Linked DNA regions of Mus musculus: regions 1, 2 and 3 are each linked to region 4. A link is a loop called in an ENCODE intact Hi-C map of the cell type or tissue named here. Cell type or tissue: heart. All regions are shown on one strand. Links, peaks and the distances in the headings refer to the core of each region. The heading gives the core; the rest is flanking DNA.

Evidence for each region. Hi-C counts contacts between places; a loop is a spot of excess contacts. Peaks named below come from ENCODE experiments on the same cell type or tissue, not always from the same donor. Only the 100,000 strongest peaks of a DNase experiment are listed, where the experiment ranks them.
Region 1: it touches region 4 in a loop (3-fold over the local background); 2 of 42 quality-filtered maps call a loop at or near these places.
Region 2: a loop joins it to region 4, with 2.7 times the contacts of the local background. A loop is called at or near these places in 4 of 42 quality-filtered maps.
Region 3: a loop joins it to region 4, with 2.1 times the contacts of the local background. A loop is called at or near these places in 8 of 42 quality-filtered maps.

The regions. Positions count from the first base shown.
Region 1 is chr11:61,429,152-61,437,592 of GRCm38, reverse strand. No RefSeq gene overlaps it. Among named protein-coding and RNA genes, the nearest start is that of Rnf112, 21 kb to the left of the region's middle. In heart, for the core only: no CTCF peak of the experiment used is centred there; no DNase peak of the experiment used is centred there.
Region 2 is chr11:61,099,437-61,107,877 of GRCm38, reverse strand. No RefSeq gene overlaps it. Among named protein-coding and RNA genes, the nearest start is that of Tnfrsf13b, 23 kb to the left of the region's middle. In heart, for the core only: no CTCF peak of the experiment used is centred there; a DNase peak (open chromatin) is centred at 3,377; H3K27me3 peaks cover 1,011 bases.
Region 3 is chr11:61,189,841-61,198,281 of GRCm38, reverse strand. Gm42080 (a long non-coding RNA gene) reads right to left here and starts at 2,583. Exons shown (of 3, transcript XR_879911.2): 1 at 2,476-2,583. In heart, for the core only: a CTCF peak has its summit at 4,701 (motif pointing left); a DNase peak (open chromatin) is centred at 4,671; H3K27me3 peaks cover 911 bases.
Region 4 is chr11:61,712,179-61,717,178 of GRCm38, reverse strand. Slc5a10 (solute carrier family 5 (sodium/glucose cotransporter), member 10) reads left to right here. Exons shown (of 15, transcript NM_001382268.1): 2 at 863-934; 3 at 1,397-1,501; 4 at 1,856-1,915; 5 at 2,039-2,143. Among named protein-coding and RNA genes, the nearest start is that of Slc5a10, 5.3 kb to the left of the region's middle. In heart, for the core only: a CTCF peak has its summit at 2,367 (motif pointing right); a DNase peak (open chromatin) is centred at 2,358; H3K27ac peaks cover 1,448 bases.

The DNA.
Region 1 (8,441 bases), core at 2,108-7,107, 280 kb after region 4:
AGGAAGAGGAGGAAGGAGAGATAGTGTAGGTGGAGGAAAGGAGGCTGTGTCTAGGCATTCTCTTCTCTCTGCAGCACAGCCTCCGTGAGGGGCAGCTTTGTTCGGCTCTGTCCATTCCATGCTGATGTTTTGCTTTGTCACAGCCCATGAACAAGGCAGCCAGACTACTGTGGACTAAATGCCTGAAACCACTCACCAAACACAAACGCCACTGCTTCTTCTAAGTGGTTTCTCTCCTATCCCAGGGACATAAGCACGTGCTTCTTCCTGTGGTCAGAGGGGGTTGGTGATCTCCTTTTCAGGAGCTTGTATCTCTCTCTTGCATCTTTTTTTAATTGAGAAAGATGTTCGCACAGTATATTTTGATCATGCTCGCTCCCTGCTGCAGTTCCTTTTAGATCCTTCCCGTCTCCTACCTCACTCAGCTTTATGTTCTTTCCCCCTTCTCTTAAAAAAACAAACACACAAACAAAAACAGTAAGAAACACAAAAGTGCCCAGAAAACAATAAACTGAGAAGAAACAAGCAAAAGACAATAAGACAACAAAACGTCCAAACAAAGCAAATGAGACCAAAGGAAAAAAAAGTTTACAAAAACTTCTTTGAATTCATTTTGTGTTGGCCAACTGCTCCTGGGCATGGGGCCTGTGCTGTGGTGTGTGGTTAATACTCCCAGTGAGATTCCATTGGTGAAAACTAATGTTCCTTTGTCAGTGGCTATCAATTGCAGGTAGCTTCTTGGCTGGGGTGGGAGCCCTTGTTCACTTCCCCCGGTTGGTGCTGAGTTGTGACCTGTATGTCTCTTGTGTGTGCTGCCACAGTCTCTGAGATTACATACACATGAGCCTTGTCATGTCTGGAAGACCCTGTTACCTTCAGCGTCATCCATCACATTTGGTTCTTGCAAACTTTCCTTTCCTCCTCCTCCCTTTCCTCCCCCCCCTCCCTCTCCTTCCCCTCCCCCTCCCTCCTCCCTGTCCTTCCCCTCCCCCCTCTCCTTTCTCCCTCCTCCCCCTTCTCCCCTCCTCCCCCTCCTCTTCCCTGTCCTTCTCCCTCTCCTCCCCGCTCTGCTCCTCTGAGGAGCTCTGGCTCCTTCTGGTTTGAGTTGTGCTTTACTGCAGGCTCTGTGCTACAGCAGCAAGCCACCCCCCTCTTCTCTGTCTCAGCAGCTCATCAGCATGTAATACTGGTTCCCTTCAGGTCCCCAGGTTAAGTGACATGCCAGGTCCTGGGGCAGCTCTGCACACATCTAGATCCACAGTCCATCCATGCTTCAAGGGAGAAGCCACGTGTTGGCACCGAGGTGGCACAGTGAGAACCCATCCTTGCTTTCAAGGGCCCACAGATTTCCAAACTATGTCTGATCAATTAGTGTTCTTAGATGAACTGGAAAGCAGGCTTTCATGCATCAACCCCCTCGGGCCCCCATCCCAGGGAGAAGCCACAAATTGAAGTGAGTGGTTAAAATTGTTAGCTTAAAGGGGAGGCTGTGGATAGAGCAAAATGGCTCTTCTGACCAACTTCTCTCTCTCTCTCTCTCTCTCTCCCTCTCTCTCTCTCTCTCTCTCTCCATTTATTTGGCTGTGGTGGCAGCGGCTAGGAGGGAGTAGGGGTTTGCCACAAAATGCATGTGAGGTCAGATGTCAAACTGGGAGATGGTTCTCTCCGTCTACCTCGAAGGTTTAGGGAATCAGACTTAGGTTGTTAGGCTTGGTAGCGAGTCTTTCCCTGCTGAGTCACTGTAGCAGGCCTCCTATGATTTCTCTATACTGTTCTTGGCGTGATCTTAAGAAGCTGGAGCAATGCAGCCTCCTAACTGGTTTCTGGGATTCCAACACGGACATTTGGATCCATAGACTATGTTAATTCTGGGCCTCTATGAAAGAATAAAGGCTGGGATCTCCTATTCTGTCATCTTGCTGATTCACCCCATTAGGTATGAAGGGAAGCCCCTAGCATCCCAAAAGGACAGGCCTACTGACCATGTCCATGATCACGGCCTGGGCTCAGCTTGAACTGGAGATGGTTGGGGGAATCAAGGATAGCTTTTAGCATTTCCCAGGAACCTGTAAAACCGTTTCTGTCAAAGTCACTGGTGGCTACCTAGGGAGTTTAAGGTCAGCATGGGCTGGAGAGCCTGTCTTAAATAAATAAATAAATAAATAAATAAATAAATAAATAAATCAACCCAAAACAGTGGATTATATTATACAGTCCTTCTATTTTGAATTGTTGGTATTGATGCTTTCTATGAGACTTCAGTGTGCACTGCGGTATTGCTAGCTGTAGGAGCAGTAAGGTAGGTCTCAATTACTCTTTCAGCCCTTATAACCAAGCTCTGCGGGAGATCAATAGCCACTGCAATCCCCTCCCCCACCACAGTTCGGTTTCCATCTCACTGACTTTACACACCTCAGAGACAGAGTGAAGCAGCCTTGGCTCTCCTGTCATTATGGTTTCACTAAGCAGAGTGCCCCTGGGAGCCATCTGAGGCACACACAGCAGCACTTCGTCCTTGTTTGTAGCTGGATGAATCCCACCAGTACGTGCCACTGCGTTTTGAATAGATTGCATGAGTTGCTTCTGCCTGCCGGCTATTGTGAATAAAGCTGTAACAAACATGATGGTGCAAATAATCTCTTCTAGATTTTAATTTCAATTCCTTTAAATAAGTACTCAGAAGTAGAATTTCTGGGCCATATGGTAGTTCTATTTTTAATTCTTTTTTTAGGAGACCCAATTTGCTATTCTGTAGCAACTGTATTCTCTCTTTTCAGCCTGTACTGTGCATGGCTCTCTCTCCACGTTTTCACCAACGCTTGATTTCTTTGTATATGTATATAATACCCACACGTGGATTGGTAAGTCATTTTTGACTAGTTTCCCCGATGGCTGGTGATGTTGAACATTCTTTCATGAACCCACTGATCTTTTGAATAGCCGGAAAGATGTCTGCCTGGTTGTCTATGTTTGTTTCCGGTTTTGAAGTTTGTGAGTTCTATACAGGTTGTGGATGTGAAACCTTCATTAGTTATAGACCTTGTGGATATTTTCTCCTCTTCCAGAGGCTGCATTTCCAGCTGCTGACTCTTCCCTTCGCTGCACTGAGGCTTTCTACTTTGACAAAGTCCCATGTGTCTGTTTCTCACACTTTTGTCATATCAAAAATTCACTGCCTAGGCTGGAGAGATGGTTCAGCAGTTAAGAGCACTGCTTGCTCTTCAAGATCTGAGTTTGATTCCCAGCACCCACATAGCTGCTCACAACTGTCTGTAACTCCAGTTCCAGGGGATCCAATGTGCTTCACACATGCAAGCAAAATACCAATGCATATAAAACAAAAATGAATTATTAAAAACTCGCTGACCGTTTCAATAACATGAAGATTTTTTTCCTAACTTTTCTTTGAGTCTTATTCTTTAACCATTTTGCACTGATCTTTCTTTGCATGTGGTGTAATATGGAAGTCCATGTCCATCATTCTAAATGTTTGATATCTACGTTCCCAGCACTGTTTGTTGAAGAGACTGTCCTTTCTCCATCGTGTGTCATTGACACCTTGTCGGGGATCAGATGCATGTCCATGGGTTTATGTCAAGACTTTGTTCTGCTCCACTGGTTGATACATCCACTCTCATGTTGTTACCATGTTGTTTTATGTTATGGGTGGGGAATGCACTCTTGGTATTTGGTATTCAGCCTGGAGCCTTGGTTACCCTAAACCCGCATTCTACCAGTGAGAATCTACATCTTTAGCTACATCAGATCCGTTTTTTGCATTCTACTTATCTGCTTGTCTGTCTGTCTGACTGTCTGTCTGAACTTGGGCATGTGCATGCTACACATGGAGTCAGTTCTTTCTTCCCACGTGGGTGTCAAAGATTAAACGCAGGTCATCAGGCTTGGCAACAAAATGCCTTTACTCACTGAGCCCTCTCACTCACACCATCTATTTACTTATTTATTTATTTATTTTGAAACAGAGTTGCTAAAATGCCTAAGGTTGTTGAACTTGCAATCTTCTTGTCTCTGCCTTGTAGGCTAAAATTAGAGGTCAAGGATAATATATATATACATATACATATACATATACATATACATATACATATACATATACATATACATATACATATACATATATACACACACACACACATATATATATATCGACAAAAAGAAATGTGATACTTCTACAGGCAATTCTCTGACCAATGGCACATGTAAATACATGAACATGTTTGCACACATACAATTAATTAATTAATTAATTAATAATTAATGCAATTGGGAAATAATAAAGATGACTACAATAGACCAGGTGTGGTGGTGCACGCCTTTAATCCCAGTACTCCTAAGGCAGAGGCAGGTGGATCTCTGTGATTTTGAGGTCATCCTGGTCTACAAAGTGAGTTTCAGGACAGCCAGGGCTGTTACCTAGAGAAAGTCTGCCTCAAAAAAACAAAAAACAAATGACTGTACAAATCTCTTTTTGAGATGCAAACATAGTAGATTTGTATGTTAGCGGTGTAGTTTATACAGATTCTTAGTGCATTTTTTAAGTTTGAACAAGATTTTGGTGGACTCTTTAAAGTTTCCTGTTCTAACACAATGCCAACTTCAAATCAAGATAATAGCTTTACAGTTTAATGTTACCTATATTTTGTATATGCATGTTGTGTATATATGCATTTGCATGAGTGTTCATGTACGTGCGTGTCTGTAGAATAGAGTATATCTCTAAAACATTTTTCCTGAGGACTGATGTCTCTGTTGTTAGATTAACAGATGAGTTAGGAACTTGTGCTATATTTTAAGATTTAATTTATGTGCTATGAGTGGTTTGCTTGCCTGCATGGCTGTGTACCACGTACATGTCTGATACCTGCCGGTGTTCTGAATTGTGTGGGTTGATTGAAGAAAGAATGTCACTCCAGAATGCAACCAGGATCTGAGGCCGCAGGAAGGAGTAGTCCCCGTGAGCTGAAGCTGGAGCAACCACACTGAAACATAGTTATTTATTTAGTTACTTATTTATTTAGGTTTTTTGAGACAGGGTTTCTCTGTGTAACCCTGGTTGTCCTGGAACTCATTTTGTAGACCAGGCTGGCCTCGAACTCAGAAATCCACCTGCCTCTACCTCCCGAGTTCGGGGATTAAAGGCGTGAGCCACCACTGCCTGGCTGAAACATATTTGTTGATTGTTACACAAAAGTTGTTTTTGGATAAAATGAGCTCCTCATACCAAAGCCCCTCATCTAACCTCTGCGTTTCCTGAAGGAAAACATCAGCCTTCGCCATGTGTGTCCTTACTGTACACTGTTTGCTGTACCCAATAATGCAAGGCATGTCAGGTGTTCCAGGACCATCCTGTGACCAAGGTCATGCAAGGCTTGTGTTGTGTGCAGTTTTTATGCTACTACCTTGAGCTCTGGGAGGTGATTGTGCTCTGGAGCCCCCACTCATCTTGCTCCAGGAAGTGGGCTTTACTATCAGCCCCTTCCCAGCTTCCCTTGAATCCTGGGATAAAAGACAGACAGACAGAAAGCAGGCAGACAGACAGACAGCACACATGCGGGCCTGCCCGCACGCGCGCGCGCGCGCACACACACACACACACACACACACACACACACACACACAGAGTATGTTCTTTTGTAACTTGCTTTCTTGGCAAAATTGCTCAGCATTGATAGCTGTCGCCTGGAAAAGTGTGCCCTTACCGATTTATTATCTCTGTCTCTTCATCTGCCCTAAACTTCAGTGGCTGGTTCCACTTAGTCCCTGCCAAACATCCATGACCACCTGCCTATAGTGGTGGCCACAGTCCCCAGCTGCCCCCGAGACCTCACATGGTTGCTGCATTCTTCTTCCAAAGCATGGCAGAAAACACTCCACTCCTTCCTTGTGTCTCCTCTTCCTCTTGAGACCCAGACGTCCCACCTGTACCTTCAGCTCAGCAATTGGCCCCTGGCTTCTTTTACTGACAAACTGGGGACCAATTGGGGAACAGGACCTTAGCATCAGAACCACTCCCCACAGGCTTGTCAAGCTCCTTCAGAAAAACAACTACTTGCTCTGATGTCTACACTACATACAATGATTCTACTATAATTCCACTACAGGTACCTTGTTACAGGTCTGAAGAAGGCAACAGATCCCCTGCAACTGGAATTACAAATGGTTGTGAGCTGCCATGAAGGTGCTGGGAATTGAACCTGGGCCCTCTGTAAGCACAGCCGGTGCTCTTAATCACTGATATTGCTCCAGCCCCTGGGCTGATATTCTTAGTAGCTAAAGAAGCAACATTAGTGATCCGATGTAAGAAATATCTAAATTATTCATCAGTGAGATAAAAGTACAACCTAACCATTCTATTCTACCTTCACTTTGTGGGTAACGGATCTGAGATAAAAGTTTTCCATAAGACTTGGCTGTTAGCACGAATGTAAAATTGGGCAGCAGTGTAGAAAGCAGTAGGAGGCACCTCAAAACCAAAAATAGAGCCACGTATTATCCATCTGGTCATGTACCTAAAAGCTTTGGAGTCAGACCCTCTGAGAGTCTATGCACAGCCGTGCTAAGTGCTGTCACCAAAGGGGAGGCAGCCCTGATGTCCACTAACAGCAAGGGTGGTAAACCAACGTGCAGTAGAATGTCACTCAGCCTTCAGAAAGGGGGGCTCTGTCACATGCCGAGTGGGCGATACTTAGGGACATTATGCTAAAGGAAATAAATCACCATAAAAGAAAGGCTTGTGACTCTCATTTGGGAAGCTTCCCCAAATAGCAAATGGCACTCTGTGCCACCCTGTTCTGTAGACTGTGAAAGCCAAGTGTGACCACCCATGGCCAGTTTGGAGCCTTCTGAGAACAGAAATCTGCTTTCAGTGAACTCACCCTCTAGGTGCTTTGGGAAGGGAGTCCACTTGAAATGAGCCTTCTTTCTCCTCTCTGACCTCTGGAGGTAGGTCAAGGCTTTTCTGTCTAGGTGAGTCCCAGAGTCACCCACACTGTATCTGGTAACCAGAAGACCAATCTCTCCTGTGGTCTGTGTTAGTCTTCCCTGGCTGATAATGTTCCTGAGAAGGTGGTTCAGGACAGAGAGTTCCTTTAGGTGGCTTCAGGCAGGTAGACATTGCTTAGAGAAAGCCTCGCATGCCTGGTGTTCTCACATGCCTGGTGTTAAGGAGTCCACACATCAAGATGCTATGTGTGATGTACCATCTCTTGCTCTTCCTGAGGATGCTGGTACCCAGTAATTCCTTTACAGATGTAAATTACTTTCTCAAAGGATTTTTTTTTTAACAGCTGCTCTCAAAATAACCCTTTCAGCATTGGCAGAAAAGACTGCAGCAGCGTGTTCTAATCTCCTGCAGTCAGCAGAGCCTGGCTCCTGAGCCCACAGGCACTTCCTTCGCTTTTGCACATGGATTCCCTAGCATCCCCAGCCTTCTCCAGCTTCCTCTGGTTTTCCTACTTGTACATCACGCTCAGTTTCATCCTGATTTACTATCTATGTCTTAAAAGGACAAAGAGTTCACAGGGAATCTCAATGTATGTGGCCTTGGAGCCCACTCCTGCTGCAATAGGCAACTGTCTACGGTGATGCAGGCGTGTGGACACTTTTGTCTCAGTGACAATGAAGTAAAACTGGGGCAGACAGAGTGAGCCTTTCAGTTAAGAAGAGAAGCAAATGAGGGTACAAAGGGACAGTGCTGTCAAGAGAGATCCAGGCTGTCCCAAATCAGGGGATGGAATAGGATCTTTCTTCTGTTGCTGGAAAGGTGTGAGGTCTGGTGATTTTCTGCTAATTAAAAAGATGGTGTGTGTGTGTGTGTGTGTGTGTGTGTGTCACATACATGTGTACATGTGTCTGTATAAGTGTGAATAAGGGCATGAGTGTGCCATGACACAGATGTGTAGGTTGGAGGATGGCACTTGAGGACTGGCATTTTTGCCTACATGTGTCTGTTTGAAGATGTCAGATCCCATGGAACTAGAGTTTCAGACAGTTCTGAGCCACCATGTAGGTGCTAGGAATCAAACCCTGGTCCTCTGGAAGAGTAGTCAGTGCTACTGAGTCGTCTCTCCAGCACTGGTTGTTTCGTTTTGTTTTGTTTTCACGGTTTGGAGACAGGGCCTTGGCTTTCTGATGACCCACAAGCTCCTGGGGATTCTCTGGTCTCTACCTCCAACCTCCCGTAGAATGCTGGGACTACAGGGTCCAACCTCTTGCGGTTCTGGGAATTCGAACTTGGATCCACATGCTTGCCTGGCAAGTTCTTTGTCTGAGCTCAATGCCCAGCCTTGGGGATGGTGTTTAAAAAGAAGTCTCTTTTTTATATTTGAAGAAACATTTTTCCTATGTAAGATACAGGTTTGAGGCCAGTTTGTCTCGGGGGAGCTCATGACACCACCCTCCTCTTTGGCTGTTTTTCATCC
Region 2 (8,441 bases), core at 1,370-6,369, 610 kb after region 4:
ACAAAGGGAAGTAATTGTTCTAAACCTGTGTCTCCTTGGGTCCCAGGAACAACAAAACCTAGGGAGGCAGACACCCCACCTCCAAGATGAAGATAGTTATCCACTGGGGTGAGGCTGCAGCCTGGAGCAAGAGTCATCTCAAAGGAACAGGCTTGCTTTCCTCAAGTGACAGAGATTGCAGCTCCTTCAGAACTACCTTGTAGGACAAAGGCTGAGATAAATAAATAACCAAACCACACATCGACCAAGACTACTTAATTATGCTTTTTTTTTTTTTGTAGCCCTGGCTGTCCTGGAACTCACTCTGAGAACCAAGCTGGCCTCAAACTCAGAAATTCGCCTGCCTTTGCCTCCCGAGTGCTGAGATTAAAGGCGTACGCCACCACGCTTGGCTTAATTTTTAATGTGTATGACTATTTTCCTGCATGTATGTATGTGTACACATACGTACTTGGTGCCCATAGAGTCTAGAAGATGTCATCGAATTCTTGGAATTGGAGTTACAGAGAGTTCTGAGCTACGATGTGGGTGCTAGAATTGAACCCAAGTCCTCGGGAAGTGCGGCAAGTACTTTTAACCACTGCGCCGGCTCTCCAGCCCCTAATTATGTATAAACTTTAACCCTATTTCAATTTCTCCTCTGTTTAAGCCTAAATTTCATGTTCATACTTGGGAGGCAAATGTGGGGTGACTGACCCATTTATCTGCGTCTCTTCCCACGGTATGGATTAAGTTTTTCTCTGCTTTACACTGTTGCTTGTCTCTTTAGTTGGTGTTGAGATGAGTGACTAGGCTAAGCCAGTTGCAGCTGCCAAAATGTGCTTTTGCCCCTAAACTCCAGTTGCACCAGAAGCACTTCAGGTAGCATTTATAAACGGTGTAACTAGCTTTAGACACGATCAAAACATCTTCTTCCTAAAACCTCCAGGGAAGCACTTAGTGAACACAGAAGCTCAGAATCACCAGGTTCTAGATGCTTCCGCCGTGTATTATTATGAAGACAAAATATTTATTCTTCACTGTATAAATTTATTCCCAGTCCCTTTTAAGGAGGGATTCTCTAAGAATTTATCCCCAAGTCTGGAAGTAGCAGCATAAGCCTTTAATCCCAGCACTTGGGAGGCAGAGAGAGGTGGATCTCTGTGAGTTTGAGTCCAGCCTGGTCTATGAGTTCCAGGACAGCCAAGACTACATGGAGAAACCTTGTCTCAGAAAAACCAACCAACCAACCAAAAGCAAGAAAATGTCCCCTATATCTCTGTCTTCCCTTGCATTAATTTTTAATGAATCTTTTCAATATATATGTATTCTGGTCTGGAAAATACTTCTACTCTCAAGCCTTTACTCACCCCATTGCTCCTGCCACACCTTGATGCCCCATAGAGAACTCTCTCCTTGACTCCCTTGGCCTCTTTATCCTGGAGATTGGTTGTTGATCCAGCCATGGGCATGAAGGCTTCATGTTAGGGTTGTGCTCCAGTGAGACCAAAACCTATGAGCTAAGGTGTGCCTTGCTGGAGGCCTTACTGAAGGCTCATTTGCAACTGAAAGACACTGGCTGAGGCTAGTCTGTGGCAGATTCAGAGGAGGAGAACGGCCATAGGTCCACAGGAGTCACCTCACCATCCTAGGAGCACCCCCACATGGGATATGACTGACAGTAGTGCCTTGTTCAGGTTGGATCCATGCATGTTGTAAGGATGTCTTCTGTCTTCGCTCTCAACCACCTTGCTGGTCCCAGTATTGGCTGCCACCCTGGAGCAGGTCAGATTGGCGCATGCACCTAGCTGTATTTAATGACTGAGTGATTCCTAGCTAGTTTGGGTTTGAGAAGTTTCTCCTTTAAGTTTAAGTCTACCCCAGCTGACAAAGATTTTGGCTGTGCAGTAAAACAATGAATGGTCAGGGTAACCTGGCCTTCCTGACTCCCACGGTCTCCATGTGTAGACTTGCACATGATTTCAATCTGGCCTGTCTAACACAAAGGGGAAAGGGATGCTCAGCTTAGAGCACACCTCAGTTGTGTCAGTATGGTGAGACTTACTGACTGGCCCTGTCAATCAGCGAGGTCACCTGCTTTCAGAAGCACCTAAATGATGGAATTCTGACCTCTATGACTGGTCCTGGCACATAATCTCAAAAACTGGTCTAAATTTGATCCCTAGACTTACAAAGCGCGTGCACACACACACACACACACACAGAGCGACCATTTTGTTTTACTTCCTAATAGATCAAGAATTCTGGCAACCTCAGACACATTGAGCTGTGATCATCCTGTAATTAAACCTTTATGTGGGTAACTTAGGAAGGACTCTGGGTTGCCTTCGTAGTCTATATACTTCATGGCTCCTCCTACCCCCCCCCCCCCAGCTTTCCACTGTGATTGGACACCATATGCGGCTCATATGACACCCTTGGTGACCTTTCCTTTCTGTGCACCCAGCCTTTACTCAAACACTGGCTTCTCTGCCTCCAGGTAGCTCTGCTCTCGCCTCCCTCTTGGCTTCTCCTGCCCCAGCCCCTTACTGCTCTCTACATGCAGGGTTCTCTCTCGGAGCTGCATTATCCCCACATACTCACTCAGGAACTTCACATAGGGAACCTGGAATAATGACTATGCCCTCTCCCGCAGAGAACACCCTTTGCCTCCATGGGTGGCTAATGGGTGGCACCACCAAATGCATGTCCCTTTCCCATGTCTGACCTGTCTCAAGTACAACCCAGAGGAGGGTTGTTTATTCAGTATTTTCCACCACCTTCATTAAGGACCCGTTGAGGCTTTTGACCTAACATGGAAAAGTAGATATATAATCCTAACTGCCTGCTGCACACGTGACAGGTCTCAATCTGGTCTTTAGCACACAGCTGGGCTGATAAAGTTAATATTCATAAGTTAGCCGCCAGGCCGGGCTCCATTGGGATGCTAATACAGAGCCTGTATGATCATAGCAGGAGACAATGAGGTGAGGTTCCATCAAGACCGTTCAAGGGAACGAAAGAAGGCTGCAGACAAATCCACTAACTATGACTGGTGATGGGCGATAACACGGAGTCTCTGAGAACCCTGCCTTCTTGGATAGCTAAAAGCCTGAGCAAGTATCCAAAGGAGACCCTGGGCGTCGGGAAGGCCAAGCCATTTTGACTGTATTACAGACTGCCCTTCCTGGCACTGACACTAAGCAAAAGCTTTGAGACTAGACCGAAGTCTCCAGAATCCCTTGCCAACTTTACTGCACAAACTCTTCATGGTCTTCAGAAAATGAGAGACAAAAGTGTCCAGTTGGAAAAAAGCTGAAAAACCGAAGCAAGGATTGTAGGTCGGCACACTGGTATTAACAACCGACCAGTCCCTGACTGGCCCAGGCAATCCTCTAGCGCCACCTAGTGGCACTCTGGTTCAGTCCCGATGTAGAAGAGAGTTCCACGGAAGCTGTCTGCACGCAGTGAAGGAAAACGAGGAACGTGGCCCAGTACGAAATCCCAAAGTTTCTCGCAAGATTATGAGATTGGCTTTTTGTTTGTTTGGGTAGTTTTGAAAGGGGGATATCGTGGCACAACTGCATGTTCTCACGTGTGAACACTGTAGATAGCAATTTCTTGTAATGTCAAAGGTTAGACATGATTAGAGGAAACAAACCCAGCCCCCGGTAGAAGGGCTTTGCTGCCATTGTGACCCAGGGCATGTCAGCCATGTGTGCTCGAAACTACCCTGGAGCAAATTTCCAGTCAGCAAAATGGGTTCCCAGAAGGGAGAAAATGTCCTTCTCTTGTTCCTGTGGGAAGGCCAACTTTTGGCTCAACACCTCATTGTTAGAATAGACCTTGAACAAAGTCTGCCAGACCATGCCCAAGTCCTTATGCTGAAACTCCGGCTACTCCCCGCTGTGAATGTGAAGCCTGGATTGCACTGGAGGCCCCAAGATGTTGGAGGTGCCAAAGCTGAAGGCTGCTAAGAAAAACTGCATATACGAAGTAGAAGTATGTTCTAGACAGTACAGTTGGGTGGAGAGAGCCGTCTAAGCCCTTCTACACTGAGTGTGGGGCCATAGGATTTGGTGTTTGCCCTGCTGGCATCTGGTCTTGCTCTAGTCCAGTATTCCCTCACTGTGGCCCCATTTCTCCCTCTTAGAATGGCATTCTAAGTTGGAAGTATGTAATTTGCTTTCTGATTTTGCAGAGGGTTACAAATAATTTAGAGACTGCCTGGCATCTCAGAATAAGCTTTGGACTTTTAAACAGTGTTAAGACTGTGAAAGACTGTAAAGTTTAGATAAATAAATTTTGTATTACAATATGTTCATGACCCCATGAGAGCCAAAGAATGGAATGTGATGGTTTGAGTAAGAATGCTCCCCACAGCTTTTTGGATGGGAATAGCGCGAGGACAGATGTAATTACTAGTGTCTCCCGGTTTCAATGGTCGATCCGTCAGGATTCGCCACAGGAGGATTTAGATTTAATAAGGCTTACAGACTAGGATTTTAGTTGCTGCACAGCGATTGAGTTACCATTGTTTTGGGGGGGGTGGAGGGTAGGAGAATGTTCCCCCCTACACAGGCTTTTGCATTTGAATATTTCCTTTGTAGTTGGTGACACCGTTAGGAAATGTGGCCTCTTGGGGGACATACGCCACTGGAGCTGTACTTTGCTAGTTGCTCTCTGCTTTGTGTCAAGCTGTGAGGTCACAGCTTGCTGTTCCAGCCACTGTGTCTGCCTGCTGACATGCCTCCACACAGTGATGGGGATGGACAGACGCTTATCCCTCCAGAAGTGTGGGCCCACATTAATCCTTTGAAAAGTTGCTTTGGATGCAGTGTTTTATCACAGCAACAGGAAAGTAACTAAAATAGGGCACGGAGGTCCTTGTATTCAACTTTAAGCTCAGCCCTTGGGAAGCAGAGGCGGGGCAGGGGCAGGGGCAGGGGCAGTGGCAGGTGTGGGAAGCCACATGTGCCGTTGCAGAGTGACGCTGGCTACTGCTGGCCACCACGCATAAGTTTGGGCAAACAACCAATGTGTACATATGCAGTAAAGTTTTTTGCCAAGATACTGCCTGGCCCGGGCATGATAATGAGGTTCTGTGAGGTACTGAGAGAATAACCAATCAGATGTGAGACATGCAAATGAGGTATGTTAATGAGGTTCTGTGAGGTACCGAGAGAGAATAACCAATCAGATGAGGAACATGCAAATAAGGTAGAATGCATAACCAATCCGGGTGTAAGACACGCCTCTGCAATCAAGCTCTCCCAATAAACATGTGCAGAAGGCTCCTGTTGCAGCATTGAGTCAGACGCAAGAGGCAGAGGCAGGGGCAGGGGCAGGGGCAGGGGCAGGGGCAGGAACAGGGGCAGAGCAGAGGCAGGTGGATCTCTGAGAGTTCAAACCCAGCCTGGATTACTTAGTAAGTTCCAGTTTAACCAGAAGTACACAGTGAGACACTGTCTGAGAGAGAGATGGGGGTGGGGGGAGGAAGAGGAAGGGGAGGAGGAAAAAGAACAGGAAGAAGGGAAAGAAAGAGGAGAGGAGAGGAGAGGAGAGGAGAGGATTTATTTGGCTAACAGGTTACAGTACAGTATAAAGAAAAGTTTCAAGGCAGGAGCTTAAAACAGAAGCCAGTGGGGAATGCTGCTCACTGGCTTATTTCCAGGCTCACATTCCTCTGCCTTTTTTACACAGCCCAGGCCCACCTGCCCAAGTATGGCACCACCCACAGAGTGCTGGGCCTTCCTAGTCAATTAGCAATTAAAAAAAATGCCTCTCAGATATTGCCATAGGCCAGTGTAGTCTAGTAAGTTTCTCAGTTGAGGTTCCTACTTCCCAGGTGTCTCTTTGTATCTGATTGACAGCTGAAGCCATGACCGTGGGTTACCCAAAACTAAGGATGTATGAAAAATGTCTTATAAAAACCCTCTGGTTAGCAAGCTCATTTCAAAATATAACTTTGAAAAACTTTGACGGGAATTACCCTTTGAGGCAGACAGTGCTACTCCCAGAAGATGTGGTTTATCAACCAAAATCACAGTGCCAGGCATGAGATACTCCTGAGGAGTGACCGGCATGAAGGCTCCAGAAGTCTCTACAACCACACTGGCTATTACCATTGTCCTTAGCTTTCCACCACAACTGTAGGGTGAGGGCTCTTTGCTGAGGATGCAACACACTCTTTGGCTGTGGGACATAAATTAATCTCAAACTAACCAGGAAAGTTCCTCACTGTTGGCAGTGTTTGTGGTGCTGGAAAGGGCAACTATGGTGTCCCAAAGATGTCAGGCCAGTTCCTGGGCAACTCAGGCACCCTCTTCCTTCTTAGAAGCATAATGATAAGAAACGTGGTGGAAGACACATTGGGGAGGTCACATCCCTGGAGCTGGAGCATTCTTTATGCTTGGTCTTGGGGGTCTAAAAGGGATGGGCAAAGAAAATGGGCCAAGAAGCAAGGGAGTTACAACGTAACTGACCAGAGAGGTGGGAAGATGGGTTGCAACACCCAGGATTCAAGCAAAGAAAATCCACCATCCCTGGGCTTTTGGAACAAGTATCAAAGAGCTATTCCCTCTATGCTGTTTGAGCCTGATCTCTCACACCTTCCACTCTCCTCTCTCACCCTTCCCTCCCTCATCCTCTGCCAACCACTCTCTGCCACCTCCTCAGCTAATCCCTGGAACCTCATAGCCCTCAGGTCAGGGCTCACTGTGGGAAAGTGCAGATTTACCCTATTTGTCAGATGCCACCACAGAGGAGTTAAAGAAGCAAGAGCCACCATGTGGGGCTCCCCAGGTTCAAAGCCACAGTGCTTACCTCAGGGCTCATTTGAGAAGAGTCCACATAATAAACAAAACTGACAACAGGTTGGCATTGTCACCTCTGGAAGCATTCTGTACAAAACACTCATGACACTCTAAACCGGAATTGCAGTATCAGTGCACTGACTATAAATGCCTGTCTTGGTCCTTTTGTGTTGCTGCTACGAAATGTATGAGATTTGGGTAATTTATATTCAACAGAAATGTAGTCCTCACAGCTCTTGAGTGTGGACAGACCAAGACCAAGGCAGGTTTGGTTGTCTGGCATGAACTGCTTTCTCTGGTGGAGAGAGACCCTGTGTCTCCACATGACTAAAGAAGACCAGGAGAGTTGGACCTCCACACTTAAGTCCTTCACTAAGGCCATTAAAGCCTGCTGTTAAGGGAGGAGACCTCATGAGCGAATATACTACTCACAGTACCATCTGTGAAAACACTGTCTCACCCACAACCCCTGAACTCAAGCCTCAGACAGTCTGCTAAGCATGGCTGGGGAAGGGTACCTTGCACTCTTTACTGGTTAGGTTTTGTGAGGATTTGCTTATTTTTGTTTTGTTGTTTTACTTTGGTTTTGTTTGTTTGTTTGTTTGTTTTTGGCACAAGCTAGAGACACTAGGGAAGAGAGGAAACCTCAACTGAGAAAATGTCTTCTCACTGCACTGTTTTTTAACAAGCCTGTGTAGCATTTCCTTGATAATGATGGATGAGTGAATGACCTGCCCACTGTGAGTTGTATCACCCTGGGCTGGACCAGCCTACTGTGAGCTGTATCACTCCTGGGATGGGCCAGCCCACTGTGAGTTGTATCACCCCTAGGATGGACCAGCCCACTGTGAGTTGTATCACCCTGGGATGGACCAGCCTACTGTGAGCTGTATCACCCCTAGGATGGACCAGCCCACTGTGAGTTGTATCACCCTGGGATGGACCAGCCTACTGTGAGCTGTATCACTCCTGGGATGGACCAGCCTACTGTGAGCTGTATCACTCCTGGGATGGACCAGCCTACTGTGAGCTGTATCACCCTGGGCTGGACCAGCCTACTGTGAGCTGTATCACTCCTGGGATGGACCAGCCTACTGTGAGCTGTATCACCCTGGGCTGGACCAGCCTACTGTGAGCTGTATCACTCCTGGGATGGACCAGCCTACTGTGAGCTGTATCACCCTGGGCTGGACCAGCCTACTGTGAGCTGTATCACTCCTGGGATGGACCAGCCTACTGTGAGCTGTATCACTCCTGGGCTGGACCAGCCTACTGTGAGTTGTATCACCCTGGGCTGGACCAGCCTACTGTGAGTTGTATCACCCTGGGCTGGACCAGCCTACTGTGAGCTGTATCACCCTGGGATGGACCAGCCTACTGTGAGTTGTATCACCCCTGGGATGGACCAGCCTACTGTGAGTTGTATCACCCCTGGGCTGGACCAGCCTACTGTGAGCTGTATCACTCCTGGGCTGGACCAGCCTACTGTGAGTTGTATCACCGCTGGGCTGGACCAGCCTACTGTGAGCTGTATCACCTCTGGGCGTGTAAGAAGTCAGGCTGAACAAGACAGTAAGCAGCACTCTCCCCGTAGCCTCTGCTTTAGTTTCTGCCTCCAGGTGCCTGCCTTGAGTTCTTTGGATGATG
Region 3 (8,441 bases), core at 1,754-6,753, 520 kb after region 4:
TACTTATGAATTGAAAAGGGGAAAGAGCTATGGGTTTTGGTCTGGTCTCATTTGTAAATGGTGTCCTGGCTGTTTGGTTTTATGATTTGGAAAGTTGGTGGCAAACTTTCTCACAGTCAAGACTTTAGTTTCTTTTGTGCTTTTGGTGCCAATTTGTGAAGAAATCTTGAAAAGAAGCCAAAGGGAATTCACAGAGGTATGGCCAGATTAGAGGTTCCACTGTGTAGGACTGCAGCTGTAATCAAAGGCAGAATCTGTGTGTGTGTGTGTGTGTGTGTGTGTGTGTGTGTGTGTCTGTGTGTGTGTGTGTGTGCACCTAAGAGAACCTTTCAGGGAATCTGACAGAGTCCTGAAGAGCCCCAACAATCAGGCCAAGTAATGTTGCTCTCAGCCTTGGTCAAAGAAGCCTCTGCTAGCAGGGGCAGCAGTCAGCAGTTCAACTCAGGACTGGCAGAAGTGCCATGACTGGGTGACTGTTGGATGCTCCCCTCCACGGCTCAGTAGACATCAGGGAAATGGGTGGAAAGAATGTAAGAGGCAGAAGATAGGAAGAGAGCTGTGGAATGCTGCCTTCTAGACATGTCATGCTCGTAAACTTGCAGCAGCGGCCTCCTGCACACATTCTGGACCATCAACGTTCAACAACATAATGTAAGGATACACATATGGCCCCACCTGAACCCCAGATGAGCTTCGGGCAGCTGATGGTTGCTGGAGTGGAAGTGGTGTGGTGGGGATGGTATTCTTTAGTGGTGTTGCCTCTGGTAAGTTGCCCTTGCTCAAGTAAATAATCCCCAAGCTCCTGCAGTCAACGTTAATTAAATATAGTCTCTCTCTCATACACACACACACACACACACACACACACACACACACACACACACACACACACACACAAGCATGAAAAAAAAGAAGAGGATATTTTTGTAAGATGAGAAAATGGGGGCAATTTGACCAAAGGACTACATATGTGTGTGTTAACATATGTGTATGGAAATGTTCAAAGGATAATAAGTTTTTAAAGTCTTGGGGAAACCAGGTACACTCAGAAGGCTTGTCATTTGCTAAGTAATTGTTTGATTATGTGACAAGAAAGTTTGCTTTGCTGGCAGAACACTCGCTTTGTTTGCGTTTCCGAATGGCCTGGTTTGCATTCATGACTTCAGGTTTTTGACGTAATCTTTATCTCCCTGTTTAATTCCTGAGATCCCTTTGGACTCTCTTGATATGAAGGAGAGACCATTAATAAGAGACCAGAAAATGGGCCAGCCTCCCTCTGGGAAATCTTCACAAGCAGGCCCAGGGATCCCTGATCATAGCCACAAGCAGGCCCAGGAATCCCTGATCATAGCCTGACTCCACAGAGTTACAGAGTTTCCCAGACCTAGGGAAAGAGAGACTTGTCTGAGTACAAGAGGCACACAGAACGCCAAACACACCGACCACTTCACACCGACTCTTCTGAGGACAAGAGGCACACAGAACACCAAACACACCGACCACTTCACGCCGACTAAGGGAAAGAGTCACCGGGAGTGCACTAACAGTTCTAAACACGTGTATACTGGGCATGGCTATACTCACTTTCATATAGCAGCTATTAAAACAGATTAACCCCAATGTAGTTAGAGTTGCTGACTTCAGCATCACACTCGTCGCAATAAATAGGTCATCACAACAACAACAACAACAAGAAACAGAAAAGTGTTGGAGTTAAATGGCATCAGAGGTTAAAAGGACCTAACTGTCATCTATAGAACATTCCATCCAAAAATACAGGGCTCCCATTCTTTTCAATGAGCCCACTGAGTGCAATGGAATCAAGCCAGAAATATGCAGCAGGAGAAAAGCTGCAGAATGTGCACTGGCCTGTGGACATCAAACCAGAAACTATTAAATGATGAATGGCTTATCCAAAAATTAAAGTTATACATATTTCTAGAATTGAATGAAAACAAAAACACAGCACATTCAAACTTGAGGATTAAAATAATAATAATAACCCTGCAGTCTTATAAGGAAGTTCATACTTACAAAAGCCTATATTTTAAAAACTCAGAGAGAGCTAAAAGAAATAATGTAATGTGCATATGAGTCACATAAATGATGGAAAGACTTTTTAACAAAAATCTACTATCTCTTCATGAGATAAGCCCTTACTAGGGCTTACATAACACACAGCAACACAGCCAGCCTTACAGTAACTGGGAGGAAATTACAAGTGCTTAGACAACAATCAGGAGCGAGACAAGGGTGTCTCTTTTCTCCACCCTTATTCAAGACAATGCTTGAACAGTCTTAGCTAAAGCTTTAAGAGAAACAAACACCAGGGATACAAATGTGAAAGGAGGGCATCTGAGAATCCTTATCCGTAATCCAGAGAGTTGGTGCAATCTCTATCAAGGTACCAATGGCATTATTTACAGAAACTGAAAAAAAAAAAATCCTAAAATCCATGTATAAGCCACAAATTACCTTGGATCGCCTAAGCCGTCCTGAGCTGGAGCAGTGCTGGACAACTGGCTCTGGCGGTGCAGAGAAAGGGGAAGCTGGTGAACTGACCAGCTCAGCTACCACCCAGGCCCAGAGCCAGGGCTCTGAGTTGGCCCATCCCAGAATCTATATCATCTACAAACGGTTGGGACACATGAAAGGGCCAGTCTCGATGATTCAGAGCTGCAGGATCTTCACAACATGGGGCGACAACAGGATAACTGGGAGGTGTCCAGGTGAGGATCCGATATTGATGGTGTCACAGAAGCCAGGGACCTCGAACCAGGCCAATGACTCATTGCAGTGAACATTTGCAAGTGAAGATGTGTGGACAGAGTGGGACACACTATGACACACTGCAGCTTGCATGGGGAGATCTTTTCTATTCTTTGGGGTTGTTTAGGTGTTATTGGGGGGGAGGTTGCAAGAGTGAAGGGCAGATATGAGGGAACTGGGAGCTGAGTGGGACTGGGGTGCATGATGGGAACCTCACAAAGAATCAATAAAAGGTTTTTTTTTTATTAAAGATTTATTTATTTATTAGATGTAAGTACACTGTAGCTGTCTTCAGACACCTCAGAAGAGGGCACCAGATCTCGTTACGGATAGTTGTGAGCCACCATGTGGTTGCTGGAGTTTGAACTCAGGACCTTCAGAAGAGCAGTGAATGCTCTTAACCACTGAGCCATCTCTCCAGCTTCCTCAATAAAAGTTTTTAAAAAAAGGAATGAAAGAAGAAAAGAAAGTTGGCCAATAATTGCATCACAGTAAATGTTATTTAAAACTGAAAATGCTATGAAGGTTGGCTTACCACCTTGACCTCTCATGAGATGATAATTTTCGGCACATGTTCTGGGAGGAGCTACTATTAAAGTTGACCCCTCTCCTGGTGACTACTTCTACTGAATGTCATTTTCATCTTGATCTGGGTGCTTTATGTCTTCCACTGGGTTCCAGTCCGTCGCTTACAATCTGCTAATAGATTTTAGAAAGACCTTTTCTAGGTAAATCCTGTGCTTCTGGTAGCGCCTGCACAATGGGCTTGCACCTTCTGTTCCCTTTCCTTCATTCCTGGGATGTCAAATGCTTGTTTAAACCTGACCCTTAGACTCTCAAAAAAGCATTTATTTTCCTTTCTAACAAGAATGCTCCTTTATATCCACTCTGAGATGCCATCTCATCACAGCACAGTAAGCTGTAACCATGCCCTCCAATTATTCTTTCAGCATAATTTTAAAAATCGACTCTGAGGATCCCCACATGCAAGGCACTGTGACCTCTTAGCTGTGAGAAGGATGTCATATGCCCCTCTAGACTTGTCCACTAGCCTGTCTGTCTCCATAACCTTAACCCCAGATGCCATTTTGATGCACACTCAAGCACCCACTCACCTTTGAGCGTCTCCACACAATCTACACCTCCACCTGGCAATTCTGCTCCCACTTCCTCCCCCTTAACATCTCCATCTCCCTCTCTCACTCCCCTCCTCACATATCCACTTTAGAATTTCATATATGGGACTGAGGAGACAATTCTCCTCAGAGGACTTCCTTCCCTTCATGAGATGGCTAAGGGGGACGTTGGTACCATCTGGTTACAGGTCCCCTCTGTGTCCCAAATACAATCCGATGTGGTCATTTAGCCAGGATCCCTATATTTTCTTTCAGGAATTCAGAAGACACACTGTGACTTTTGGCCTAACATGACAAGATGGTCTGTGTCGTCCCCACCACCTGCTGCACACATAAGCAACCCTGAGACTGATCTTTAGTGTAGACGGGTTAATGGGTTCATACCTGTAATCGAGCTACAGCGGAGCCAAGCTCCTCTGGTTGCCTGATTTGGAACCTCACTGATCATATCAAACCACGGACATAGAAAGTGATGGGGGGGAAGGATCCGCCAAATCCATTTTAAAAGCCACTACTGTAACAGGTTGTGGGGATAACACAGGGAACTCCAGACTCAGACCAGCCTGGATGCACATTTTATAAGACAACCCTCTTCAAACTTTAAACAAAAACTTCAAATATCACGCCAGTGACTCTGAGACCCTCTTCCCACTTTATTAGGCATGGCCTTCAATGTCTATAAGAGACCCTGAGAGCGAGAAGGGTCGGATGGAAGTGGAAAGAGAGAAACAGTGAGCACGGGATGCTTCTGCGGCAACTGTCACGCCCAGTGCATCGCAAGAGGTCCTAGCGCGCCATCTAGTGTCTGTGTGCTGCAGTCTCTCAGAGTGGAGCAGGCCAAATCCAAGGACAACTTCCTCTGACTGTGGTCCACCAAGAATGCCCAAATTCCCATGATAGTCTAACAGATAAGAAGGAAGTTTCAGGGCCATAGAAAGAACAAAGAACAGATCACAGAGGGATACTCACAGCATCTTGTGTGCTTTGCAAGAGAAACACTAGGCCTGTGAGATGGCCCAGAGGGTAAAGGAGCTTGCCGCCAAACCTGACAGCTCGAGTTTGATACCTGGGGCCCACTTGGTGACAAGAGAGAACTAATTCCCACGTCCTCTGACTCGTGTGTTTGTGTGTGTGTGTGTGTGTGTGTGTGTGTGTGTGTTGGCATGGGCACCCACGTGTACCCAAATATACAGTAACAACTTTTAAAACCTTTTTTAAAAAGGGGGCTTCCATGAGATCATGTCTAATCTGCAAAGTAGGAAGGGGGAATCTCTCTCTCCTTGCTTGTGTGGGAAGGCCAGCCTCCATCTAAGGACCCCACACTCTGGTCAAATGTAGCTCAGCAGTACAGCACTTACCTATCATGTATGAGGTTCTAGATTTGATCTACAGAAATGGAAGATGGGGGGAGAAAGAGAGGAGGGGGGAAGGAGAGAGAGGAGGAGGGGGGAAGAAGGGAGGAGGAGGAGAAAGAGAGGAGAATGGGGGAGGAAGAGAGGGAGGAGTGTGGGAAGCCACATGTGCCGTTGCAGAGTGGCACTGACTACTGCTGGCCACCACGCATAAGATTGGACAAACAACCAATGTGTACATATGCAGTAAAGTTTTTTGCAAAGACACTGCCTGGCCCAGGCATGATAATGAGGTTCTGTAAGGTACTGAGAGTATAACCAATCAGATGTGAGACATGCAAATGAGGTATGATAATGAGGTTCTGTAAGGTACTGAGAGTATAACCAATCAGATGTGAGACATGCAAATGAGGTATGATAATGAGGTTCTGTAAGGTACTGAGAGAGAGTAGCCAATCAGATGAGGAACATGCAAATGAGGCTTAGTGCATAACCAATCCGGGTGTGAGACACGCCCCTCCTAGGCCTATAAAAGCAGCACTAGTTCTGGGCTCGAAGTCTTTTCGCCTCTACAATCAAGCTCTCCCAATAAACGTGTGCAGAAGGATCCTGTTGCAGCGTCGTTCTTCCTGGCCAGTCGAGCGCGCGCAAGAGAGGAGGGAGAAGGGGGAGGAGGGGGCAACAGAAGATGAACCATAAGTTGATTGGTGTCTAAGCTGGATGATGCTTACTTAATGATTGACTATATTTTTTTCTATATATATTTTTGAAGTACTGAGACTAGAACTGAGGACCTCACTCATGCCAAGCAAATACTTTGTCTGTAAACCATGTCCTAGGAAGGATGCTTAAAAGGATATTTTATCTGGAAAGAGATTCAAATATATAATTCTTGAGATTTGTTTTATTTGAATTATAATTAGGTATGTGCCTGTCTGTATATATGTACAGGTATGCCTGGAAGAAAGAGGTGTCAGATCCCTTTGGAACTGGAGTCAACTGCTGAGCCATCTCTCCAGGCATAAATATACATTTCACCATGAGAAGATGTTCTCAGCATCAATTTGAAAGGACAACTGTTGTGACAGTTGCTCAAAGGAGCAAAGTATGGAAATGTTTTTGTATTTAAAAAAGGTTTTTTTTTAATTATTGTGTATTTGGGTACACATAGGTGTGCATACCACCACACACATGTGAGAGTCAGAAGACTTGGGAATTGACTCTCTTCAGCCACCAAGTGGGCCCCAGGCATCAAATTCAGGCTGTCGGGTTTGGTGGCGAGGGCCTTTACCCTCTGAGACATCCCGCAGGCCTAGTGTTTCTCTTGTGAAGTACACAGGGTTCTGTGAGTATCCCTCTGTAATCTGTTCTTTGTTCTTTCTATGGCTCGAACACTTCCTTCCTCTCTGTTAGACTATCAACACACTGTTGCCAGTTCTAACAAAATCCACCAAGGACAAGCCAATAGTCTACACATACAGAGACAGTGTTGCAACTCCTGTGCTGCAAGTGAGACACCTTGACAAGAAAACCCAGGTCTCCAACACAGGCAAAGACCTAGGGATCAGTTCAGTGCTGGGCACGTGGGGGACACTACAGCAAACAACCAACAAATAAAACAATAAGCATCGCAGGGAGAGGCAAGGGCTCTGCAAGACCAAGGGTTGCCATGTGTGGGAAATCTTAAATGAAGCGGTGCTTTTTTTTTTTTCTTGGTAGACTTAGTCACACAGGATTTATGGACGGATGAGTTAACATGGCCCTGAGCTGAGAAGTGGACCCAAGTCCCATTTCCTCCGAAATTCAAAGTAAGAGCAAATGTGGGGTGATCTGTTGGAGAACCCCCTTATCTAAAGCTCCATATGAACCTTTTTATGGCTTCTGATAGGTCAGTCATTGAGCTTTCTGTGAAGCCAGGATTTTGAAGATCAGTGTGTTTCTATAGAGATCTGGTTCAAAGCAGTTTTGTCGGTTCACAGTCTCATAAAGCACTGCTGAGTAAGCACAGCCTTTGGGAATGGTTTCCAAGGCAACACTGGTTTTGAAGCTAGCAGGCACTGCATGGCCAGTTGGTCCAGAAGCCCTAAGGCCCTTCCATACATCCTCTTGTATCATGGTCCTTCCGTCTTGAGTGCCACTAGGTTGCCTTGTTTTCCCTTGAGAAAACTCAGTGACATCAAGATGAACTTATTCTCCTCAGACACACTGGAATGATAGGTCATCTGTCAAGAACTACTCAGAAGAGGGTTCTACATGAATCTCATGAACTACTAGCCTCATGAATATGCACAGGTTTCTGTAACAACGATCACCTCTAACAGTTCTGTAAAGCTGCAACAATTGAAAGGTGATGCTCTGAGGAGAATAATTGCCCACAAATAGCATCTCATTGTGATGCTACCCTCCTGCCTTTGACCCCTGTCTTAGTTCAGTGTTCTATTGCTGCAAAGTTCCGTGACTGCAGCAACTCTTATAAAGGAAAACATTTAACCGAGGCTGGCCTACAGTTTAGAGATTTAGTCCATTGTCACCATGGTGGGAAGCAGGGTGACATGCAGGCACACATGGTGCTGGAGAGGTAGCTGAGAGTTCTACATCCAGATTGGCAGGCAGCAGGAAGAGAGAGCCACACTGGTCTAGGCTTGAGCATTTGAAACCTCAAAGCCCATCCCCAGTGACAAACTTTCACCAGCTGGGCCATGACTACACTCCCTATGAGCCTATGGCGGCCATTTTCTTTCAAACTACCACACTCTCCAAGATCAGTGAAGCCTGCATCTAAGGAACCATCGGTCCATTTTGTTCTTTTTCTTTTTCAATGCTGGGGCTCAAACCTAGGGCCTAATAACACCACAATATAACTGCCCCCCGACCCCCTGTCACCATTCTGGCTTTAAAACCTTCCCTTTGTTTCAATTTCCTTGCCCACATCCATCATTTCCCGATCTGCAGTTTCAGACAGAAGGTCTTTGGAGAATGTCCCTGCCTGTTATTCAGGCTGGTGCCCTCTCCGATTGCTCTTGGCTGTAAGTGGTGTTGTAAGAGACACACAGAAGCTCCCCACTCGAACCAACAAGCTAACTATAAACATAACTAAAAAGCCTGGTCCTTTGCCTTCATTCTGAGCCTGCCACCTTTACTTTAGGGCAGGCACTTGCTCGATTTCTATAGGATGTTAAACACT
Region 4 (5,000 bases), core at 1-5,000:
ACAACCGTCTACAGCTCCAGTTCCAGAGGACCTGACACCATCTTCTGGGTTCTGATGGCCCCAGACAGGAACATGGTGCAAGACACACATACAGGCAAAAAACACCTACACACATAAAATAACAATAGCAATTCTAAAAAGCAAAGTGGAGACAGTCACACTGACGTTCCACTTCCCCAGTGTGAAAACAGCTTCTTCCATGACGCTCCAAAGTATCAGAAGGAAGAGGCTCTGCTGCCTGTGAAATAGGCCAGTTTCCATCTGAATGGTAGATACAGTTTCCCCTGCTTTGTCCCTTGCACCAAAAACGTAAAGGATCCCAAGGTTCCTGCTCCTGCCCTGCCTTGAAAGGACAGTCACCCTGGAGTTGACAACTTAGAGGTTTTGTTGCCTTTTTTGTTGCTGTTGTTGTTGTTGTTGTTGTTTGTTTTTGTTTTTAGCCATCTGTAAAACCAACCCCTCTTGCTTGACCAATAGGAATTCTGCCTTAGGAAAGCAATACAGCCCAACTCTGAAACAGGAAATAAACTGGAGGCAGGTTAACTGTATATTTTCCTGGCTGAATAATATTCCATTGTGTGGATATGCCTGTTTTGTTTCTTCATCAGTTGCTGGACTTTGAGTTGTTACTACTTTGGGCTATTTTGGAAAATGCTATTTGTGAATATTCTCTCTCTCTCTCTCTCTCTCTGTGTGTGTGTGTGTGTGTGTGTGTGTGTGTGTGTGTGTGTGTGTGTTCATGTTTTCTCTTTGCGGGTCACATGCATTGCAATGCTCAGAGTACACAGGGACTGTCAGGCATTTGCCAGAGGCAGAAGCATCTTCCATTCAATGCACTTCCTGCCTTTTTCTTTTTCTGCAGTCGGCTTGTCGAGCCAACAAGAACACAGTGAGCGGCTACTTCCTGGCGGGCCGGGACATGGCTTGGTGGCCGGTGAGTTCACCCACCTTCTAGCCTCTCCTTTGTCCACAGGCTGACTTCATCAGGATCTGTATCCCTGAGGACTCTTTATGTCCCCCCAAGGTCTCTTTATGTGCTTCAATCAAGGTCCCTGTCTAATACCACCAGCCCAATGGGATAAGCCTGGGCTGGAAGAGACCCCCAAGTTGCCTGTGTAGGGACAAACTGCTATAAGTTCTGTAAAGGGCTTTGGAGTCTGAAAAACTCTGGGGTTTTTTGTTTGTTTGTTTTTTGTTTGTTTGTGCGTTTTTGGTTTTTATTTTGGCCTTGTGGCTTACCTATGGGTACCCCAACTTGTACACCTGAGCCTGGGATCCTTATATGTGAACAGGGTATGTTCTCCTTTTAGACCTGCCAGGTTGGAGGAGGTGTTTCTGGTCTAGGTGGAGCTGATGTAATGGGCTCACAGTGATCACTTTTTCTTCCCCCCTGCAGATCGGAGCCTCACTCTTTGCAAGCAGCGAGGGCTCTGGCCTCTTCGTAGGATTGGCCGGCTCGGGTGCTGCCGGAGGCCTGGCTGTGGCTGGCTTTGAGTGGAATGTGAGCCTTGGAGAATGGGCACAGCCCGTGGGAGGGCTGAGGTAGAGGGTGAAGCCACACTCACTGGTCCCTGGATGAGGGGGCTCCCAGCAGTGTGTATCAGTCAGGGCCTGCCAGACTGTGGCACGCAGTATGCCACAGACAGCTGGTCTGTAGATACAGAAGGCTGGGCAGCCCGGCAGTCCAGAGACATCCGTAAGAAGCTCCTAGCTTCTCACAGCAAAGCAGGAGGGGCGTGTGTGTGTGGGGGGGGGGTAGCCTCAGCACTACTCCTCTCTGCCACATCTGGCTGTGTGCCAGGGCAGGGCTATTGAGTGCTGAGCCCACAACCCTCCCATGCCTCTGTCCTCACAGGCCACATATGTGCTTTTGGCTCTGGCATGGGTGTTTGTACCCATCTACATATCTTCAGAGGTGAGTCTCTTCCTGGGGCCATGGCAGAGGCTTGACCCTCACCAAGTCCGGAGGGACAGGACCTCTGGATGGGGCTGGCCCTCCCGATACTCACCTTGTTCCTCTTCTCTTTTGCCTCCCCAGATCGTCACCTTGCCTGAATACATTCAGAAGCGCTTTGGTGGCCAGCGCATCCGCACGTACTTATCTGTCCTGTCCCTGATGCTGTCTGTCTTCACCAAGATATCGGTGAGTTGCCCCCCAGCCTGCGCCTGCGTGGAAACTGTCGGGAGCTGCGGGAGCACAGCATGGGAGGGGCCTTAGAGACTAGCTCATCTGGCAACTTGTGAGTGCACCAGCTAGAGAAACCAGGGAGAGATAGTAACCTGGGCAGAATCTCCTGATGCTGATGCAGGGAAGGTAGGGGGAGGAGATCTGAGCTATTCAAAGTGAGCCACATCTTACCACTAGAGGGAGCCAAAGGCCTCATGATGCCTGCCAGTCCTGCGCTCTAAGTCTAACTGGGCCTTCTACCTGCCTACAGCTTTCTCTTAGGACCTGACCCTGAAGTGTCAGAAGCAGGAAGCTCACTTCCAATCTTAAAGTAGGAGCTCAGGGCCTGTCTGGTCCAAGCACCTGGTTTTACAGATAGGGAACCTGGGGCTGTGGGGGAAGGTCAGTGGGCTTTGGGGGAGGCCCCATAGTTGTAGCAGGCCCAGTAGGGGATGCCTAACCTCCATCAGCAGCAGGCTCCTGAGAGGAGCTGGAGCCTGAGTCAGACACACACTGAGGGAGGCTGCCCAGCCTGGTCCTCTGCTTCCTGTGGAGGTCAGGACCTGGGGAGGTGGACGCTGCCTGTTTCCTACAGCATCAGCAACAGCATACCACAGCCTTTCCTAGATGTTCCCAGAGAGCATGATAGTTTCCCTTCTGTAGGGATTCCTCTCTAGTCTGGAGGGGCCTGGACTTGAGTTGACTGTCCCTCTCCTGTTCATCCTTTTACCCACACCCCCTTCCCACCAATCCTACCTCCCGGAAGCCAGGCAGAGTGGAAAACGCCTGCTTCTGGCCTGTCTAGGACCCATTCTCCAGTGGGAGGTGGATGGATACACAACACAGGCGAGCCAGGTCTTGAATGAGGAAGAGATGGGACTGGGCTTCAGTAGAGAAAAGGATGTGATGGTCAGGGGAGTGCCAAGGAGAGAGAGTGGGCCTCATAAGAGGTGTCTGGGGACCATTGCTAAGGACATTTTCAGGACGGTAATCTCTGAGGTCAGCCACAAGAAGTGGTGGGGACTGGGGCACACTTGTAAACATGTTCTGCCATTCACAAAATCAGCCACATCTGCCTCTGGGACAGAGAAACTGCTCTGCAGGGCAGTGGTGGGACAGGAGACTGCAGCCTTAGGCTATGAGAGGTCAGAGAGCCCCAGAACTGTCGGGTTATCAGCTGGGGGTAGCCAGGGCCAACTTTGCAGAATCTCTCAGCTGAGCTGGGGATGAAGGAACAAGGACATGGGCCGAGTGGGTGGTTCCTTTCCCATCTACGACCTTACACTGGGAGGCTTCAAGTGGGCCACTGGGCAGGACTTCAGAGGGCAGAGGGACGCTCAGTGCATAGGAGGGGCCTTGAGGCAGCTCATCTGCCAACTGCTGAGTCCTTCACCAAGGTTATGGTGGCCAGGCCAAGGTCAGCTAAGATCTCTGTCAGAACCACAATAACCAGGATGTGGCTTCAGACTCTGCCTTATGGGTGACTCCGAGTTAGCAGCTGTAAATGGGGAGCAGTCAGTCAAGGTCCTGCCTCAGCACCAGGCGGCTGCCTGCTGAGACTGAGGGGAAGCGGGAGGAGGCACACTAATTGCTGCGCTTGGTTTGGGAGAGGCTGGGCCCGCCCTGGGTCTTGGCTTCGGAGTGGAGCTATTTGAAGTGCGTGGGCCACACTAGGCCCAGACACAGAGCCCAGGAACGCCCTGCCTGTCTGTACAGCCTGTCCAGGCAGAGGTCACAGGGCCCTCCTGCTGCTGTTATTCAAACTGGAGCACCAGCATGCAGATTTACACGGCAGGTGTGGAAAATCACAGTCCCAGCTCAAAGCCAAGAGTCTGAATGCGGCTCCATCACCGTGGGGCTCTGGGCCAGTCATTTAACCTCTGGAAAGTAGGGAAGTGAGGCATGACACTACCTGCCCCTTAGTATAGGCGAGCTGCAGCCCACAAGGTGATCCATCACACTGCTCCTGCTACCTCACTGGCCTCATCTCTCCCTCTCCCCTAGAGTTGCACACTGCACATCAGCCAACTTGGCCTCCATGCACTTCCATAAACACCAGCATCTCAGGACTCTGCATTTGGCTCCTTCAGTCGCTCTTCTCTGGGGATGCATGCTCTACCTCCGCCTCTCTGGATTCTCAAATCTCTCCTGCTGCCCCTTTCTCCACAGGTCTTACTTACTTATTTACCCCCTTACTTTCTCTCCCTCTTCCTTCTTTCCATTGACATTTCCTGGGACTATGAAAGTTGGCTTAGAAAGTCATAGGTGAGTTTAGTGACTCATCTCTACAATCCCAGCATCTGAGAGACTGAGGCAGGAGGATTGCTATGAGTTCAAGGCCAGCCTGGGTTACAGACTAAGACCCTATCTCAATAAGTCAAGCAGAAAGGATACACTGTCTGCCCATCCTATTTATATTCTCTCTGTTTATATTCCCAGTGCTACTGTGCACCTATCCTGCCCTTAAGATGGAAGGAGATAACAGCCAGGCATGGGCTCCCACCTTCAAGCCCTCCTTTGTTTTCCCCTGTGGAGGTCTAGAGAGTAAATTACTTCAGCACTGAGTACCACAGCCTCTGTCCTGACTCAGTCCTGCCAACCACAGCCAGTAGTGCCATGGGATGGGGTGGGATGGGATGGGATGGGATGGGATGGGATGGGATGGGATGGGATGGGATGGCCTACAGGCTTCATCTCCATTCTCTAATCTAGGGAAACATGCCACTTGCCGTGTGCCTACCATGTGCTTGGGTGTGGGTGACCAGGCCAGCCCTGAATGCACTTTCCAGACAGACCCTGCACACAGACAGGATCCCAGTGAGGAAGCAAGCAT